Linked DNA regions of Homo sapiens: region 1 is linked to region 2. A link is an interaction called in ENCODE POLR2A ChIA-PET data of the cell type or tissue named here. Cell type or tissue: Panc1. All regions are shown on one strand. Links, peaks and the distances in the headings refer to the core of each region. The heading gives the core; the rest is flanking DNA. Region 1 has its middle 15 kb from the start of PHLDA1-AS1. Region 2 overlaps LOC105369844 (a long non-coding RNA gene).

Region 1 (5,388 bases), core at 145-5,144, 470 kb before region 2:
TTTGGGATGCCAAGGTGGGCGGATCACCTGAGGTGAGGAGTTCAAGACCAGCCTGGCCAACATGGTGAAACCCCTTCTCTACTAAAAATACAAAAAATTAGCTGGGCTTGGTGGCAGGCGCCTGTAATCCCAGCTACTCGGGAGGCTGAGACAGGAGAATTGCTTGAACCCAGGAGGCGGAGATTGCGGTGAGCCAAGATCACGCCATTGCACTCTAGCCTGGGCAACAAGAGTGAAACTCCGTCTCAAAAAAAAAACACCCTGTTGTTACAGATAAATCAAAATAAGTGTATTAAGATAAAGATTTACTTCTCTTTTATGTAAAAGTAACCTAGATGTGGGTGGCCCAGGGTGGGTAAGGTGACTTTAGTTTGTCACAGATCCGGGTTCCTTCTTTCTTTTCTCTTCTACCACCCTTGGTACAGGACTTCTAGCCTCATGATTCAAGATGGCTGCTGGAGTTCCAGCTACCATATTCGAGCTCTAGAACAGGAAGAAAGAAAATTAGGGAAACAGCAGCTCACTGCAGCCTCAACCTCCTGGGCTCAGGTGATCCCCCTGCCTCAGCCTCCTGAGAAGCTGGGATCACAGGCACGCACCACCACACTCAACTAATTTTTAAATTATTTGTAGAGACAGGGTCTCCCTATGTTGCCCAGACTTGTCTCGAACTCCTGGACTTAAGTGATTCTCTCAACTTGGCCTCCCATAGTGCTGGGATTACAAGTTTGAGCTACCATATCCAGCCTAGAAAAATTTTGGAATCCCAATATGGTGACTTCCACTTAACACCACATTTGCTATCCAGGGTTGCAAAGGAGGGCTAGAAATGTACTGGCCAAATTGCCATCCCAAATAAAATTAGGGTTCTGTCAGCAAAGAAGGAGGGGAGAATGGTTATTGGAAAGGAAACTAGCAGCCTCTATTATAGGTCTTATTAGCCTCTACTTAATAGATAAGAAATTGAGGATTGGGGAACTGAAGAAACTTGCCAAATAAACAGCAGGATGAGAATTGTTATCTGGGTATTTAACTCCACTGCCTTTGCGCTTAAACGCTATGCAAACTGTGGCTGTGTGCTAGCACTAAAATACGATGCAGACCTCTCTCAGAGATGGGAATGCTCTTAAAGACATTAATTTAGAGTATTTTAGGTATTCTTTTTTTTTTTTTTTTTTTTTTGAGACGGAGTCTTGCACTCTCACCCAGGCTGGAGTGCAGTGGCGTGATCTCGGCTCACTGCAAGCTCTGCCTCCCGGGTTCACGCCATTCTCCTGCCTCAGCCTCCCGAGTAGCTGGGACTACAGGCGCCCACCACCACACCCAGCTAATTTTTTTTGTATTTTTAGTAGAGAAGGGGTTTCACCATGTTAACCAGGATGGTCTCGATCTCCTGACTTCGTGATCCGCCCGCCTCGGCCTCCCCAAGTGCTGGGATTACAGGCGTGAGCCACCGCGCCCGGCTATTTTAGGTATTCTTATAATTCTTACTAAGGTTTACACTTTCCTTTCTCATATGGTACTGTTGTAATGATTTTCAATTGGTCCTTCGTTACATCTGAACAATTTAAATAGAACAAAACTAAATTTCAAAACAGAAATACGTAGTTGCTTTCAGTGCCTTCCTGTCAGAGTCATATTGACATGGTAAAGATATAAGAAAGATCGAAGGTTCTTAGCGGAAACTGGAGCAATAAAGCCAGAGACACCATCAGTGGTGCTTGCTGGTTTTGCAGAAGCTAGCTCCCTTAGAGACGTCATGTCCAGCACCAATCACAGAGTCTATCAAAAGATCCAAATCAAGAAAACAGGAGAAGAATCTCAGGCTTTTCATTCATGCTCAACAAGAGGAGCATGCTTTTACACTATCCCGGGAGATTCCTCAAGGGTCAACAAAGAGTAGTAGAAAGAATCCTAGATTCTAGACTTGGCTTTGCCGTTAACAAGTTGTGTGACCCTGAGCACATGATTTTGCGTCTCTGGACTTTAGTTTCTTTGTCTTTAGAGTAAAGATATTCTTCAATTGCCCTGTTTCAGTTGTAATAGTTTACAAGTAGTGATTTCTGTACTCATTTGCCTTTCTTTGGAAAGACTACAACTTTGAATTTGAAGGACCTGGATATGACTCAGTGCTGACTCTCTTAAGCTGTGTAACTTTGCACAAGTCACCTAACATTTTTGAATCTTAGTTTTCTTACCTGTAAAATAGGTATAATAAATCCTGTCTCATGGAGCTAGTGTGACGATTAAAATAATGAGATGTGAGAGAACTTTGTCTCCATTCAGACAAAACATCTAGAAAGTGCTTGTCTCCACTGTCTGCTAAAGAGCATCCCCATTTCATGACCCTTCCTTCCTTCTTTCCTTCCTTCCTTCTTTCCTTCCTTCCTTCTTTCCTTCCTTCCTTCCTCCTTCCCTTCCCTTTTCTTTCTTTCTTTCTTTCTTTCTTTCTTTCTTTCTTTCTTTCTTTCTTTCTTTCTTTCTTTCTTTCTTTCTTTCTTCCTGTCTCTTTCTTTCTCTCTCTCTCTCTCTCTTTCTTTCTTTCTTCCTTTCTCTTTCTTTCTTTCTCTCTCTCTCTCTCTCTCTCTCTCTCTCTCTTTCTTTCTTTCTTTCTTTCTTTCTTTCTTCTTCAGGTTCTTACTGGGGTACAGTGGCACGAACATGGCTCACTGCAACCTTGACTTCCTGGGCTCAAATGATTCTCCTGCCTCAGCCTCCCTAGTAGCTGGCACAACAGGCATGTACTAACATGCCCAGCTAATTGTTTAAATGTTTTGTAGAGATGGGGTCTATGTTACCTAGGCTATTCTCAAACTCTTGGGCTCAAGCAATCATCTTCCTTCGGCTATCCAAAGTGCTGGGATTACAGACATAAGACACCCTCACCCTGCTCTATTAATTTCTTTTTCTTTCTTTGTTTTTTTTTGTTTTGTTTTGTTTTTTGTTTTTTTTTTTGAGATGGAGTCTCGCTCTGTTGCCCAGGCTGGAGTGCAATGGCGTGATCTCGGCTCTCTGCAAGCTCCGCCTCCCGGGTTCAAGCAGTTCTCTGCTTCAGCCTCCCGAGTAGCTGGGAATACAGGTGCTTGCCAACATGCCCGGCTAATTTTTTAAATATTTTTAGTAGAGATGGGGTTTTACCATATTGGCCAGGCTGGTCTCGAGCTCCTGACCTCGTGATCCACCTGCCTCGGACTCCCAAAGTGGGGATTACAGGCGTGAGCCACTGCACCCAGCCTGCCCTTTTAATTTCAATCTCTTGGAGCCACATGCAGCAAACATCTTCATCAATTTACAAAAGCATCTGGTTTTACTCTGTGATTTTCCCCTTCCTTCCTATGGGAAAAAGAAGGAAACTATAAGACCTGCTATTTTATAGGATTTTGTTTTGGTTTTGGTTCTTTTGACACACAGTGTGTCTTCAACCCACCTGTATAATGAGAACTCCTTAGAATAATGAAGGGTGCTACATAATCAAAGTACGTGGTTGCTTGCTGAGGTCGGAACATATTCTAACTTGATCTAGAATTATTTTCTACACCATGACCTAAAAGTGAAAATGGATGGTTTTAAAAGACTTAATTTAGGCAGAAAATTTATTTAAGCCAAGTCCTCTATTACCTGCACACTCTAATGAGCAGTGTTTTACTTCAATTATGTAAACGGAGAGAATAACGATTGAGGAAATATAATAAAACTTGAACAATAATAGTTCCCATTTTCTAAGCATTTATTTTATGACAGGTCTTTTATCATAACAGTGCCTCGAGATAGGTATTGTTATCTCCCTTTTACTGATAAGAAAACAGAAGCTTACAGAAGTTGAGAAAGTTCCCAAGAGCAGAGGGCAATTATGCGGCAAAGCTGTGATTTGATACGGATCTGAGATACTCCAGAACCCCTATTCCTTTCAGGGCAGGAGGCTAACTCCCAACCCTTTAATGTAAGCAGGCCTGGGGGAGACCAAGGGCAGCCGGGCTCACCTTTCCTCATGAAAAGAGAGTGGCCGGGGAGAGGGCAGCTGTGATCTTCCAGCGATGAGTTTGGAGCCATAGGCCGGCTCAGGCGGCATCTCTCCCAGACCACCCTGCAAAACAGTCTGTGGGTTTTGAAGGCATCATTTTATTTGTGGAATGATGAGGTTATGAATTGAGGGGAAAAAACAGAAAGACTAGTTTGATTTAGCATTTATTCAAGAAAAACATATGACTTTATAAGGAGCGGGATGGAAGTCATGTCTCCCAACTGCAAACACTGCTGCCTGAGGAATTAATGAGAACATCTCATCATCCCAGAGGCCCCCCACAGTGCTAAGCCTGCACCCAGGGCCTTAGCTGAGGAAAAGCAAGAATCATGGTGAATGGGTAGGCTCAGTGGAGAGCTGTCCAGCTGATGGGATGAGGGCAAGCTCACCACATCTCGGCAGGAGGATGGACACGCAAGCTCTTCACCTAGCTCGCTTTCACCCAGCTCTTTACCCTCTTTACTTTAATTTGATTTTTTTAAATTAAATAATTTATCAAAGCCCCTTCTGGAGCTGTTGTTTCTCCCCTTTTAAAAAGAACTTTCTGGCTGGGTGTGGTGGCTCACACCTGTAATCCCAGCACTTTGGGAGGCCAAGGCAGGAGGATCACTCTCGCTCAAGAGTTTGAGGCCAGCATGGGCAACTCATCGCTATTTAAAACAAAAAACAAAAATAATAAACATTTAAAAATGAGCTTTTTGTTTTGTTTTGTTTTTAGACAAGATCTCACTCGTTGCTCAGGCTGGAGTGGTGCAGTGGCGCAATCATAGCTCACTGCAGCCTCAAACTCCTGGGCTCAAACCATTCTCCTACCTTAGCCTCTCAAGTAGCTGGAACTACCGGAGCAATGCCACCATGCCCAGCTAATGTTTTTAACTTTATGTTTTGTAAAGATGGGGTCTCACTATGTCGCCCAGAGTGGTCTCAAACTCCCGGGCTCAAGTGATCCTCCACCTCAGCCACCCAAAGTGTTGGGATTACATGTGTGAGCCACTGCGCCCTGCCAAAATGAGCATGTGAGGGTCTTTGTGGTGTTGTGGAAGGGCTGCAGCCCCTCCTGTCCTGGCTGTCTCATCTGACTGCTTGCACCCTGTGTGTGCTCTCTGGCTGCAATGATATCACCAGGAGACCCATCAAGTCGGCTTTCTGCAGCTCCTTGGGGATTACTGGGTTCAGGCCTAATCCTCAACGGCCCAGGCCCTAGGCATTTGGACAGGGCTACCACTCAGGCAGGAGAGATGCTGAGGCTCAGCGTGGGAGTGTGGAAGGGGCAGCTGACCATGACCCTTCTCCTCCCAGCTTTGAATCTCATTTTACTTCAGAGACTGCAGAGCCCTGAAGCAGAGCCGCCTCCCTCAGTCTGCAGA
Region 2 (5,388 bases), core at 190-5,189:
CAGAAATATTGCATCAAAGTCATCCTTGATGCACTCTTTAGCTCCCCACCTACTCCCTTAACTGGTATGTTTTGGAATTTCAGTTTTGTTTACTTTTAATACTTGCATTTTCATATAAAAGTTTCTGCTAAGGATGGTGAATTCTTATAAAGAGTGAAGACAAGACCAGGTGCGGTGGCTCACGCCTGTAATCCCAGCACTTTGGGAGGCTGAGGCGGGCGGATCACGAGGTCAGGAGTTTGAGACCAGCCTGACCAACATGTGAAACCCCATCTCTACTAAAAATACAAAAATTAGCCGGGCGTTGTGGCACATGCCTGTAATCCCAGCTACTCAGGAGGTTGAGGCAGGAGAATCACTTGAACCCAGGAGGCGGAGGTTGCAGTGAGCCAAGATCGTGCCATTGCACTCCAGCCTGGGTAACAGAGCGAGACTCCGTCTCAAAAAAAAAAAAAAAAAAAAAAAAAAAAGAGTGAAGACAGTGAATAGAATTACCTTAGAAGTATCTAAATGGGACCACCATTAGCAATAAAACACACACACACACACAACTTCATATATTTTCATACTGAAAATCTGCCCTTTTGGCTTATAGGACTCTCCTCCCACTCTTGACAGTCCACTTTAATCTCATCACCCATTTGCTTCTCAAACATGGATGCTATCTAGAGTTTAGTTAACCGTGATCTATATGTTAATGATGCAAAAAAATCTCATTCTGTAGCCCTGCCTGCTCACCTAAGCACTGTGCTTGTATATCTTGTTCCCGAAGGCACTTAAAAACTTATAAATTTCCTCATGTCTGCTTCTTTTTCTGTCTTCCTCATCTCAGTTAATGGCACCACTATCCACTACATCACTGAAGCCAGAAGTCTTGGAGTCACCTGTAACTTCTTTTTTTCCCTTCATATTCTTTGCTAAATCTCTTGAGTCTCTAAGCCCTAATGATTTACTTCCTAAATATTTCTCAGTTCTGTTTCCTATACCTCCATTTCTATTGTGACAACCCATTATCTGTACTGATTCTTCCTTAGAATATTAAAACAGCTTCCTAACTGGTATCCCTATCCCTAGATTCAGCCCTTCAAATTTATCATCTACCTAAAAGGAAATATGACTGTATAGTCACTTCCTTGCTTAAAACTGTTCAATGGCTTTCAATCATCTTCCAAATAAAGTTTGAAATTGTTAGCACGGAATATAAGGCCCTGGCCTCACACTATTTCTTCTTCCACTCCCTACTTCGTAGCTAAGGCTGAATCGTACTGAATTGTGGTAGTTTGTCACACATCATCCTTTGGAAACGTAGCTCAAACATATATCAAGATATAATACTCTATTTACATGTTTATATCTTTTATGATTGTGCGATTCTTTGATCAAGGACTATTCTTGTTTCCTGTGGTAACTGGCATGTGGACAATGAAATGATTCATAATATAAAAAGAAAGAATTTTGAATAACAAAATTAGATCAGTATTCTTGGGGGTCTTAACTGTATTAATTGTGGAAATGAGAATTTTTAAAAGCACTCATTAGTTTTATTTTAACGAGATGGACACTTTGTTAATGAAAGTGAGAGAAGATTTTATATTTTATTTAAAAATGATATTCAGCCAAAATCATTTATTCTCCTGTAAAATAATGACATGTTGGAATTACTCCTTATTGATTTAATTAATTTCCCTCCAGTGACCTAAGACTTATGCTTTGGATATCTTCATAAGATGAATAGCTATTATGATGTGTCATCAATATATTTATTGTTACAATTTAAATAATCTTTAAAACACATTTCTTTATGAATAAGCTTTATTTCAGCTTTTCCTAGTTGAGAAACCAGAAACTAGAGATGAATCCAAGAATCTGGATACAGCCAGTAATAAGCACATGGCTGAAAATCTGTTTGATTATATAAGTTGACTGGGCACTATAGGAGAAATACAAAAAGCTTCATAGAAAGGAATGTCCCATGTAATCTAAGTTTTTCTGTATTCATGAATTAATCAAACCTCTTAGTTCTGTCAATCATGTGGACCAACCTAGTATGGAACCCCTCTTATCACAAATAGATGGAAATGCTATATACAATATAACCTAATAAATAGACAAGCCTGTGTGTGTGTACACCCCTCCCCACACCTACCCCTCACATATAAATAGCTGATTAAATAAAAAATTAAAAGGGAAATCTTAAATCATCATCAGAAAAAAAAAACTTTACAGCCAGTGTAACAGCCTTGTAAGCTGATATCTCGTTGGATCCTTCATTGGCAGTTAGGATTGGGTAATACCCATGTTAGGACAGCAAATTTGGTTTTTGGTTGTGAACTAAAATACTGTAACTGAGATGCCCATACAGACATATGGAACATTGTTAAGGCTACAAGATGAGTCACTAGAAAGCTTATCTTGGTCTAAAGCTGAGTGAAAAAAAATCCCACTGGCAAATCTATATACAGATATGGAAGTTATATTACTAGTTTTGTGTAGAATTCCTTAATTGAGAAATAACCAACAGTGTGATTCTAGACATTGTTAAACAATAAGTACCTTGAGGTAACCAGCAGAAGCAAATATAAAAATGCTTTGTACCAATAGTTCAAAAAATAGGATGCTTGGGAATCCCACACTAGAAAAATAATCTTCAACTAAAAATTAGCTCACAATTTTAAAAACGTTACTGACTACACAAAGAACATTTATTAGGTAAAGTTAGTGGAGATAACCATTTGGAGGATTAATATTGTATAAGAGCTTGGCTAATAGAACAATCTGAAAAAGACTATAAAATAAATACGTTTAATGTATTTAAGAGATAAAAGAACTAGAAACCAAGAAGAATAGGATACTGAAAATAGAACAGATAAATACGAAAAAGAATCAAATAAAATGTATAGAAATGAAACAGCTAAAAAGGGAAATAGTGAATTAAAAGAAACCTCTAAGGAAATGGCTTCGAATGAAGCATAAACACAATATCAAAAAGTGGTTAAGAGAATTGGGGTACAGAATAAGATAAAACTCTAATGAGAATTTCAAAGAGAGAAAAGAAAGAGTGGGGAAGAGATAATATATAAGGAGACAACAGGTGAAGATTTTTAGTACTAATGAAAATACATGAGGTTACAGACTGAAAACACACAGGTGCTAAGTAGAATAAGGAAAACAGAATACACATATAGACACATTGTGGTAAAACTACGAAATGTTAAAGACAAAGAGAACATTTTAAAAGCAGCAAGATGAAAAATCAAAGATTACCTACAGAGAAAGAATTATTAGATCAATAGCCATGTTGTAATCAGCAACAATAAAGGCAGGAAGACAAGTGAATAGTATCCATAACATGCTGAAAAAGATGTGAACCTAGAATTCTATACACAAAGAAATTTCTTTAGGTAAGAATTAAAAAAAACAGATATATTTCAGGAGGAAAGGAACTGGATCCATAGAGAGAGTGGCAGTAGTGAGCAAAGAAATGTATAACATGTAATTAGGACTAAATAGGCTCTGACATAAAAATAAACAAATATGTATGTATGTATGTGTTTTATTTTATTAATTTGTGGATATTTAAAAACAATGTTTGATATTTCTAGTCAACATTATATTGAGTGTTTGGGGCAGTATGACAAGAAAAAGTAATAAAAGCTTAAGGACTTGAAAGAAAGAAAAAACTATCATGATACAGAGACTCTGTAATTACGTAAAAATCTCATGAAAATCTGTAGACAAATTAATAGAATTAATGAATGTCCTGAATGCTTGCTACATATAATATTGATATATAAAAGTCAAACAATTACATTCCTAATTGTCTACCATAGCAGAAAATGTAATTGTACAAGACATCATTTAATATAAGAACAAAGTTGTTAGGGGCCTAGGAATACATCTATTAATAAAAATGGGCAGAAGTATATGAAACATAATGGAAAGACATTTAAGAAGGCTTAAATAAGCAGAAAGACGACATCATGTTTATGGATAGAAAAACTCGGTATCATGTCAATTCTTGCCAAATTAATGTTAAATTCACTGTGATCACACAGTCAAATCCCAACACCAAATCTCAATCCCAACATCCCAAAGACATGTATGTATGTGTGTAACTTCAGAACTGATTTTAAACATTTAATTAAAAAGCAAAGGAGCAAGAATTTCTTATGCAATTTTTAAAAAAGACAAGATGTAGAAAATCTCAGTACTAGATTTCAGTATGTATTATTTTTAAAAAGCATAGTGTTAGTATGGGAATAAGTAAGTAAACCAGTGAAACAGACTAGAAAGCCCATATATGGAAGCTTAATCTATGACTGAGGAAGCATTGCAAGACCATAGGGAAGGACAATTTAATCAATAGTCCTGAGACAATTGGTTTTTTTATTTGGAAATAATACAGTTTGATTCCCACTTTACACTATGCACAAAAATCGATTTGAAGGGACAAAATGTAAAAATATGTAAAAATAAATTCTTGATAGCCTTAGGAAAAATGAGAATATTTTATGATCATAGTTTGTGAAGAGGAAAAAATTTGAACAAGATACATAAACATCAAATCATAAAAAAGATATTTACAAATTGGAGTTATGAAAATTTTTAATGTCTATTCATCAAAGAAAACCATACAAAATAAAAAGAAAAACTACATACTAGATGGAGTTGTTTGCAATACAATATGATACCATTCTGTGATTATCAGACTGATACAATTTGAAGGCTAAAAACTGAATGTTGGTGAGGACGTGGAGAAAAGAGAATATTTATTTACAGCAAAAATTGGCAATATTTATGAAAGATGAATATTCAACTAAGATCCAGTTGCTTAATTTCTAAGTGTATTTTCCAGATAAATTATTACACATTGCAGAATACATGTACAGAAAAGTTCATTGGTTTCATTACAGTAGCAAAAACAATAATTAAAAGTATCTGTAAACAATACAAAATAAAAGTATATTTATATCATGTTAGAAGTTAAAATGAATGAGAGCTGTGTGTACTATGATGTACAAATCTCAATAATAGAGTAGAAAGCATGTGGCAAAATATGTTCAGTATACCATGTTTATCAATTAAAATCAACATAAAACAATACTGTATGATATTGTGAGGCATGCATATGTAATAAAAGTATAAAAGTATGCATGGGAGAGACACTCTCCACCCTCAAGATAGTGATAGTAATTGGGCCTGAAAGGTTAGGAACTCTGAAAAAAAAATGACAAAACGTTATTGTAGATACTGGGTACTAAATGACTTTTGTTTCTGTAGCTTTCCATATGCTTAAAATATTTCATAACTAAACAAAATCTAAATAGGCATTCAATTTAAAATAAATATACACATGTGTATATATTTGATTAATTGGAGGATATGTAA

Evidence for each region. ChIA-PET counts read pairs that join two places held together with the same protein. Peaks named below come from ENCODE experiments on the same cell type or tissue, not always from the same donor. Only the 100,000 strongest peaks of a DNase experiment are listed, where the experiment ranks them.
Region 1: POLR2A ChIA-PET joins it to region 2 with 8 read pairs; 3 of 35 experiments call an interaction of 5 or more read pairs at or near these places.

The regions. Positions count from the first base shown.
Region 1 is chr12:76,012,715-76,018,102 of GRCh38, reverse strand. No RefSeq gene overlaps it. Among named protein-coding and RNA genes, the nearest start is that of PHLDA1-AS1, 15 kb to the left of the region's middle. In Panc1, for the core only: no CTCF peak of the experiment used is centred there; no DNase peak of the experiment used is centred there; H3K27ac peaks cover 4,406 bases.
Region 2 is chr12:75,540,087-75,545,474 of GRCh38, reverse strand. All of the region lies in intron 12 of LOC105369844 (a long non-coding RNA gene), which reads left to right. Among named protein-coding and RNA genes, the nearest start is that of KRR1, 31 kb to the right of the region's middle. In Panc1, for the core only: no CTCF peak of the experiment used is centred there; no DNase peak of the experiment used is centred there; H3K27ac peaks cover 2,113 bases.